Regions from separate parts of the Homo sapiens genome. Here region 1 is linked to region 2. Evidence: chromatin contacts called from ENCODE Hi-C or POLR2A ChIA-PET data. All regions are on one chromosome and are shown on one strand. The core of a region is the stretch at or near the end of the contact, and the rest is flanking DNA. Distances in the headings are between cores, read along the strand shown. Region 1 overlaps EGFR (epidermal growth factor receptor). Region 2 has its middle 52 kb from the start of EGFR.

Evidence for each region. Hi-C counts contacts between places; a loop is a spot of excess contacts on that map. ChIA-PET counts read pairs that join two places held with the same protein, here RNA polymerase II (POLR2A). Pooled maps may share reads with other maps.
Region 1: a pooled map shows a loop between it and region 2 (5-fold over the local background). The contact joins two enhancer-like sites. A Hi-C loop is called at or near these places in 2 of 168 maps with a recorded cell type or tissue (PC-9 and mammary epithelial cell) and 2 of 50 pooled maps. POLR2A ChIA-PET finds 5 or more read pairs at or near these places in 2 of 52 experiments (MCF 10A and PC-9).

The regions. Positions count from the first base shown.
Region 1 is chr7:55,118,807-55,123,123 of GRCh38, forward strand. All of the region lies in intron 1 of EGFR (epidermal growth factor receptor), which reads left to right. Among named protein-coding and RNA genes, the nearest start is that of EGFR-AS1, 68 kb to the right of the region's middle. Within about 2 kb of position 2,130, at least 15 of the 41 ENCODE cell types and tissues checked have a DNase peak (open chromatin) inside an H3K27ac peak, as active enhancers do; they include PC-9 and mammary epithelial cell, where a contact is called at or near this core.
Region 2 is chr7:54,965,200-54,969,466 of GRCh38, forward strand. No RefSeq gene overlaps it. Among named protein-coding and RNA genes, the nearest start is that of EGFR, 52 kb to the right of the region's middle. Within about 2 kb of position 2,317, at least 4 of the 41 ENCODE cell types and tissues checked have a DNase peak (open chromatin) inside an H3K27ac peak, as active enhancers do; they include PC-9 and mammary epithelial cell, where a contact is called at or near this core.

The DNA.
Region 1 (4,317 bases), core at 880-3,379, 150 kb after region 2:
GCCCATCAGCCTGAAATGCTCCCCCAAATCTTCCCATTCAGTGTTTTCTCAGTAGCAAACTCGTGGGAAAATTGGTTATTTTACTTAAAAAACTCATACTAGAAAGCTAGTTTAACTTTAAAAATAAATTTTAAAAACATTTTTATTAACAAATCCTACCTTTCCTCCAAAGTCAAGGAGAAAAGAATAGAAGTGAACAATGGACCAAGTAAGCCTAAAACTCTGCTCTTTCCCCTGCTCATTTTACAGTTCAAGTGCCATTCAATTTATCCTGGCAAGAAGAGGAAGGCATCATCAAGACCTTAATTTTCTAATACATCTGATCTGAGAAGAATGTGAAAGCTATAAAATTAATTTTTGATCAATAACTACAGGCCTTTTGAGAGAGTGCCCTCCTAATGAATTGAGTACCTATTTCTCCATACACAGTGTCTATCATGACCTACAAACCCTTTTCCCATGAGGTGTAACAGAGAGAGATTACAGCCTTGGAACTGGATGTCAGACTCTCCTGGTTTAAGACAATAAGCCATGACATAGAGCCTGAAACCAACACAATCTTCCGAGTGGTTCCAGAAACATATAGGGGATAATGTTGGCTCTGATGCTGTACATCCCCAACAACCATCAACTATTTGGAAACTAGAATTTCAGCATAATTGGAGTTGGTGTTACCCTAGCAAATGCTGTGGGAAGAGAGTCTCACTGTGTATCTTCTCCTGTTTAAAGCCTGAATTTGTTCAGAATGTAATATCTCTGTTTAGCCACTCTACTGAAACTGATCTAGGAAATGTTCAAAAAAAGGTATCCCAAGGATCCCTTTGTAGCTACATCTGTGGGATTCCCCTCGCTCTGGCGTGGCCTGGCCCCTCTGCATTTGACAATACGGTCCTATGCTTTTGTCTTCCTGGGCTGCGTGAACCCACCCTGCCCTGGTTCACCTCTCCTCTTGACCCATCCTTATCAGTGTCTTGAAAGGTCCTTCTATTGGAGGACACATTCTGTTGCAGCAGGTGACCACTGCCCCAAATCTGTTTCACCTCCCCAGGGCCATGGGCACAACCATCCCTGGAGTGTGTTAGAGATGCAGTTGGCCAGGTCCTCCAAAATCTCAGAATCTGCATTTTTGCAAAGTCCTGGGTAACTCCTATGTCCATGAGAGTTTGAGAAGTACTGGTCTCATGAGTTCCTGACATACAAATAGTGCTGAGGCCAGTATGCTGACTGGGTAGCCAGATACAAGTGAAAACCTTCCTGTTTTTTGCAAACCTGGATGGACCCGAGGCCGCTGACGTGGGCCAGGACAAGCTACTCTTTTTCAGTGTTTCTGTTGCATCGCTGTGTCTCTCTGTGATCAGGTGCTGCCCTCCCTGGCAGGAGGACTGCAGACAGGATGACCAAGAGCACTCTACACAGCCTGCTCTCCAGTGTTGGGGGACGCCACCCACCCTCGTGGTTCCTGTTCATCTGCCTACACGTGGAGGGCCCAAGAGGGCTAATATGTGACTATCTCCACTTCCTGGTACCCTGTGTGAATAACTTCACTTACTAAAGGGATGTTGAGCAACTTTATTAATAATGAAGAAAGCACTTTGGTTTGACAAATAATCACTCCATTTTTTCATTTGAAAGTTAACTCTTGTTAGTAGAGAAAGCAATGTATTACAACCACAAGGACGTTTACATGGAAATGAACCATCTGCAAAGCATCCCCCATTTTCCTTTTAAATCAGCCAATGGGTGGTGGTGGGAGAAATATTCACCAGAGTATTTAACATCTATCCCCCTTCCTAGACTGTCAGCTCCATCCGGGCGGAGACTGTTGGTATCTCCACAGCACACACAGGGCCTGGCACACATCCGGGGCTCAGTGAGCACTTGCTGAATGGTGAACAGATTAGCTCTCCTGGGAACGTTGTTGACACATCTCATAACACTGGTTTGGAGTGGAGGGCATTCATCGGGCTGCATATTCCTATTTTTAATTGTATTCTCCACTGGTTACAGCACCTACAGTTATAAAGACATTGTTAACATTGCTTATAGGAAGACATTTGATGGAAATGAGTCCAAAGGCATTACGGTTAGAAACTGGCCAGGTGTCATTTTTGAGAGATTAGATAACTGTTTTCCGGTAGAGTGAATTGCCTGTTTGTTGCAAGTTGGGACTTTGCTGGGCTGGTTTACAGGGCCAAGGGGAAAGAGATAAGTGGATCTTCTAGTGAGAGGTCATCTGTTTTGAAAGCCTGGAAGATTCCATGAACTAAATCCAAGTCTTACAACACAGGGAAGTGTGTCATACTGTGCAGGGATGAAGTCTCCAATTTAGCATGAAAACAAGAGCTCCTCACACTGTCCTCTTCAGAAAGCCCATACAATCCAAACTTCTGAATGCTTAGCTGCTTACAACCATACATAGATTGAGGGATAAAACTCTGATATGGAAGAGAAGGTAAACATTTTTTGGCAGACATTCCCAGGAAAAGGCGGCTCTCTTCTCTCATTGCTGCTGCTCTTTCAGAATCCATTTCAACAGAGGAGGAGTCAATGGGAGCCCCGTGCCTCTGGCAGATATCATATGGCGTTTCAGTGGCATTGTGTGTTACCCTTCTTAGGTAACAGCTCAGCCATTAGAAGAATGTCCTACACACCTTCTCATTTTCTGTGATGAGAGGAATGTGAGGTACTGCCCTTCGAGAGCTGTCATTTGTCCTAGTAGCCAGCAGCGTGACTGTGCTGTCTTCTGCTCTGTCTCCCTGTCAGCCTTCTGCCCAGCCACCACCACTATAGTTTTGTTCTCTCCATTGGAACTCCTGGTTCAGAGAATTACCATAAAAAACAGACCCCTAGACATACAACACTCTATCACATAATGGTGACTTTGTCTTCTATTTTGGATTACTGAGCTTTCTTGGGTAACTTCCACTAAATCGAAGTTAATATTAGAAGAACTTCCTCTTACTAGAATCGAAAAGCATTTAAGTGATGCAGTCAAGTTTGTACCATAAGTAATTCAGTCATTTAACAAATATATATGGCCTCTGTGCGACAGTGACCTTGACTGGGAATGAAGCTGTCCCATGTGGGGCCTGTTCTTCAAAGGCAGTTCCCTGCTGCCCAGTTCAGTCCAGTGGATCTGGGCATCTCTCTTTAATCCGCATTAGGGGCTCTTTACTGATTCTTCACTATCCAAAAAGACTTGGAGGGGAGACCTGAGCCCACTTCTGGAAGGAAATGATAACAATTTATTTAGATAATCTTTGTGCAACAAGTCAATTCACTGAAGAGATCTGCTCTCTAGGAGCCTCTGTGACCCCACCATAACTGGGAAGGCTCTACCTCTCCAGTCTTCGGGCCACATTTCTCTCTGGCCTGCTGTCTTCCCAGCACTCTCAGCCTTGCTCATGGAGCACTCTAGTCCTCCGTCGACCTTGGCCTTTGGTAACGTGATTTTTCACCTGGCAGCTCCCATCTGGTCTCACTCCCTCTTTTTGTCCAGTCTGCATGACACAGCCTCACATCGTTAGTGTTCCCTCACTCCCCTCTTACTGCCCAACCTGCAAAGTCCATGCCTGGGCCAGTGCAGCATGTGTCCTCAATGGGCTGCTGGTGGCAGTGGGGGGAACCGCACAGCCACGCTGTGTGCTGCTGAAGAAATGCACAGCCTCCTACCCTCGCCCTCAAGAGGCAGCCATGGCTGCGCATTTCTGCCCTTCTGAGCTCCGCTCACTTTTGGCAGCAGCCGTTCCAACCTGCATGGGATCTTCACTCTCTCACAGATGTGCTGACTCCTCCTGCTGCCTCCCCTCTCTGTGCCTTCTCACTCTCTGTTCCCTTTGCCCTTTCTCCCCTTTTCTCCTCTGCCTACCTCCAAGCCATCCATCACAGGACAGCTCAAGCATCAGATCCTCTGGGACACTTTCCTTAGTTGTTCAGTCTGATGAGGTGTCCCTCATCCTCTCTTAGCTGAAAATCAGCAGCTGCCTCAACTTCTTTTCCAGCATGTCTCATGAGTATTGCCACAACAGCATCTGTCACAATGTGGGGTAGTGGCTGACTTGCTTTTCTGCCATTCAACTGAGTTCCCTCAGTGCTGGGGCCAGCGTGCAGTGTCTTGTATTCAGTATATAGCTGATTAATTGATGAATTGATTAATTAATGGTTCACACTAGCACAGTGCAACCTTCAATGCAAAGATCTCATCAAAATAATTCACATGGTGGGATATTTTAGAAGGATGACCAGGCTAGTTTGTAGTAAGAAAAAATCAACAAGACTAGGTCAGGAATTCTTTTTTTGTCTACAGGCTTGCTATAG
Region 2 (4,267 bases), core at 1,067-3,566:
ACTTTACAAGCACCTTACAAAATACATACATGCAAAACTCTTAAATAAAAATTAGCAATCAAATATAACAATATACAAAAAATACATTATTACCAAGTAAATTTATTCTAGGAGGTTAATAGTAGCTTAATACTTGAAAGATATTCATTATAACTCACCACATGTGGTGAAATTCAAATACGACCACAAAGGCTTTAATACTCCCCCTTCAGTACTGTGGTAGAACGTAATTCCCCTGCCCTTGAGTGTGAGCTGGACTTACTGACTCCTTTGTAACTAATAGAATGAAACATAGTGATGATATCTAACTTCAGAGACCAGTTTATAAAGGACACTGTGATTTTCTCATCTCTCCCTTTCTTGGATTATAGTCAACCCTCTATATCTGTGGGTTCCTCATCCATGGATTTCATTGACTCCACATTGAAAATATTCAAAATAAATAAATAACAATGCAACAACAAAAATAATACAAATAAAACATACAGTATAACAACTATTTACATAGTGCTTACATAGTATTTGGTATTATAAATAACCTAGAGATAATTTAAAGTGTATGGAGGAGAAAGGTATATGTGTGTAGGTTATATGCGAATACTATGCCATTTTATATCAGGAACTTGAGCATCTGTGGATTTTGATATCTGCAAAGGATACTGAAACCAATACCCCACAAATACTGAAGGATGACTATACTCACCTTGAAGTAAACAAACAGCTTTACGGTAAAATATATATCACATAAGATTTGCCATTTTAACTATTTTTAAGTGTAAAATTCAGTGGCATTAATTACATCTCCACTGTCTCATTCCAAAATTCTTTCCATACCCCAAGCAGAAACTCTGTACCCATTAATCTGTTACCGATTTTAAACAATAAAAGTTTTCATTTTCTTTCATTATCTCATTGGACATAAGATATAGTCAGCAATAACTTAGTTAAAGCCTTTTCTTATATTTAAATGTAATTATAGGATACTTTTCTTGGGAAGGGAGGAATGACAATTGATTCTAACCACAGTCTAATGACTTTAACTGTTCTGGAGCTAAGTTTACCTGTCTTTAGAAGGTTTGGAACCATGGTATTAACTACATCCTCTATTTCATGAACAGCTTCCTTGGGCACAATAGTTATGTTCTACCCATTGAGATAGATACAAAACAGGGTGAGATGTGTTCAGGAAAATAAGCTTGTTATTAATACTTTTAATATAACAAATACTGTTATGGTCCAGACACCAAACTGAGCAATTTACAACGTTTACCTCATTTAATCCTCATGACACCCCTATGACATGGTTACTATTTCTATGTGCATTATTCAGAATAAGCCTGTGACATCTCAGCAATGTCACTGAGCCACACACTCACCCTCCTTTAGGTAACACCTTCACTACCTAAGGCAGGTGAAAAAGGAATCATAACCATGAGAGCTAGGTCAGGGGACAGAGTGGAATCAAGACACTAGGGTCACCCTTGTGAGAAGAGCATATAAACTATCATGCTAGGATGCTTTGACATCTGACTTGAGTTTTCTTTGTGTTGGGCACGCATCGCATAGTGTGGTGTTAAGTACGTGGGTTGACTCTGAAATAAAGCCATCTGGGTTTACATGAGAGCTATGGAATTTATTAAGTCTTAGAATTTACTAAAGCTTTTACTTACGAAGGCAAGTTAACAAACCTGTGTAAGTCTCTATTCTGAATAATGCACATAGAAATAGTAACCATGTCATAGGGGTGTCATGAGGATTAAATGAGGTAAACCTCGTAAATTGCTCAGCTTGGTGTCTGGACCATAACAGCAGTTGTTATATTAAAAGTATTAAATTAAAATGAAACATCAATAAATGTCAGTAAGTGAAGGTTTATGTGCTGCTTTTGAGATTCATAAACATGGCTGAAAAGAGAAGGGGTTTAATGAACAAGACTGTTCAAAATGTCAAGTTTACAGATTATCAAAACTGTTTCTTTAAATAGTGTTTGGATGTCAAGTTTTGGAATGGAGCAAATTAAATATTCCTTTCACAGTCTTTCTCTTCCAATTCTAAGATGCCAAGTTTCAGACAAGTGCCTGAATTCCAAGTGACATTCCAACATAGCCCTGTTATAAAGTGCCTTTATGCTCATTCTTCTATAACCTTGATTTAGTCCATTTGTTTTTTGGAGGAGGAGGGTTTCACCTTCAATAGCTACGTGCGAAGTCTAGAGACACATTCAAGTTTATGAGAAGTTTGTACTTTGCATTGTTTATGATTATTCTGACTCAAGCTGAATGGCCCATTTCTCTGTATTGCGACAGCCCGGGCAATTGCACACCTGAGCATGTCCTTGGAATGCGTGAGACACAAACATTCCAAACTGTAGGGATGCCAACTATTCCAACTATGTATCCAGAGTTCCCCACACGTATCTTAGCAAACAAGAACAAAACAACTCGATCCCATTGCTTGAACATGTTGGGCCACCTCATGTTCTCAGGCCACCATCCTCCACCTCAGGTCACGTGGTGAACATCCATAAGTAAGGATTATTCAGACTGAAGGCTAACAAGGAAATAAATAAATGACCCAGGATAAGCCATGGTATCTAGTTCAGGGTTTTTTTAGAGACAGTGGATAGAGCAGTCATTGGGTCTACTTATGACCAGGTCAATGATTTCCCGAAGTCTAAATACATCCAACAGATGTGACACAGTAGACTGCCATGGTCTTGGTAGCCAAGGAATTTGCTCCCAAGTGGAAGAGAAGGGAGCAGTGGTGGTTCTTGATATCCTGTGGGCATTCTCAGCCCAGAAAAGGGAGGCTCTTATGAACCTTCTGAGGAATAATACATTCTTTTAAACACAGAAGAATCTAGCAGAAGCTTATACAGGGAGAGGACTGCAAGTGTGAACCAAGACCTAGCACCTGGCAGGCCAGTCAAATAACCTGGCCATACTTGGTGGTGGGGAGAAAGGAAGCCGGCCCAGTGTTCCTACAAGCACTGCCCAGCTCGATTCCCAGGCCTGTGGCAAAGCACCACATGCGGTCTTCATTTCACTCTGGAAGCTGTCAGTACAGCCCAGGTGTTTCTGCTGCAGGCTCGAAAGGGCTGAAACTGCCGGTGGCCATTTGGGGTTGGGGTTGAGAGACAGGGACTGACAATTGCAAAGCCTTGAAATACAACCGCTACTAATCACAAGGAATGAAAGTATTGCCATGTTGACTATGCAACATTTAGTAACAATAGTACATTTTAAAATTAGTGTTTGCTTAATTGTTGCTCAATTACATTGATGCTGCTATCCCCAAATGCCAAACTATTTCCACTTTTCTGTTGCAGAAAAAAGAACATCACCTCTATAGTTATAACCTTGACATAGAAAATAAGTATATATTTTGTTTTTGTATTTATGCTAACTTTGAATATGTTTTATGTTGCATAAACTCCACAGTTATTATTTTAAGTTCTGCATTTTAAAATTTATTTCCATTTTTATCTTATGGTAGAATATTAAGGTTGATGCCAATAATTTGCTATTATATGTAAATACACAATGATCATCTTCTTACTTTTAGATAAAGTCACAGTAGTAGGATCCTGATCAAAGGTATTTTTACTTGTCAGTATGTTTTTCTGTCAGTTTTCACAGGACAGATGCTGCAAACGTGGCTTCAGTAACACTGCATTCATTACGTCAGGTATGTCACAGGGGGACACCTCCTTCACTGCTGACACCTCATTAATCGTAAAAGGTATCTTATCAGTCTTCTAAATATAATTTCATTCACACATCACAATGTTAATCATCATTTGATGTTTGCATATTAAAAATATTTCCTACTATGCAAATTTTCTGTACTTAAACTTGAAGCTCTCATTCAATTCTCATTGGTTTGAATAACAAATACATTTTCCTGTATAAGCCAAAAATATTTTCCAAGTTATTTGTTTTTCCTTTTGATAGGTATTTTTCATATATGTTTAATGATTTGTATAGTCTCATGACTGGGAGTCACTGGGAGATCTTACCTCTTGCAGCACCCACGCTCCCATACTTGACACAGTCCTAAAACTAATGACAGCATCATCTCACTTACACGCGGGATGTAGCAAGGGTGGATTCACGTGCATGGAGAGCAGAACGGAGGTGACCAGAGGCTGCAGGGAGAGGCTGGGGAGGTGTTGGTCAAAAGATACAAATTTCAGTTAGACACGGGGAGTAAGGTCAGGAGATCCATTGTACAACATGATGACTATAGTTCCCAACAATGTATTATA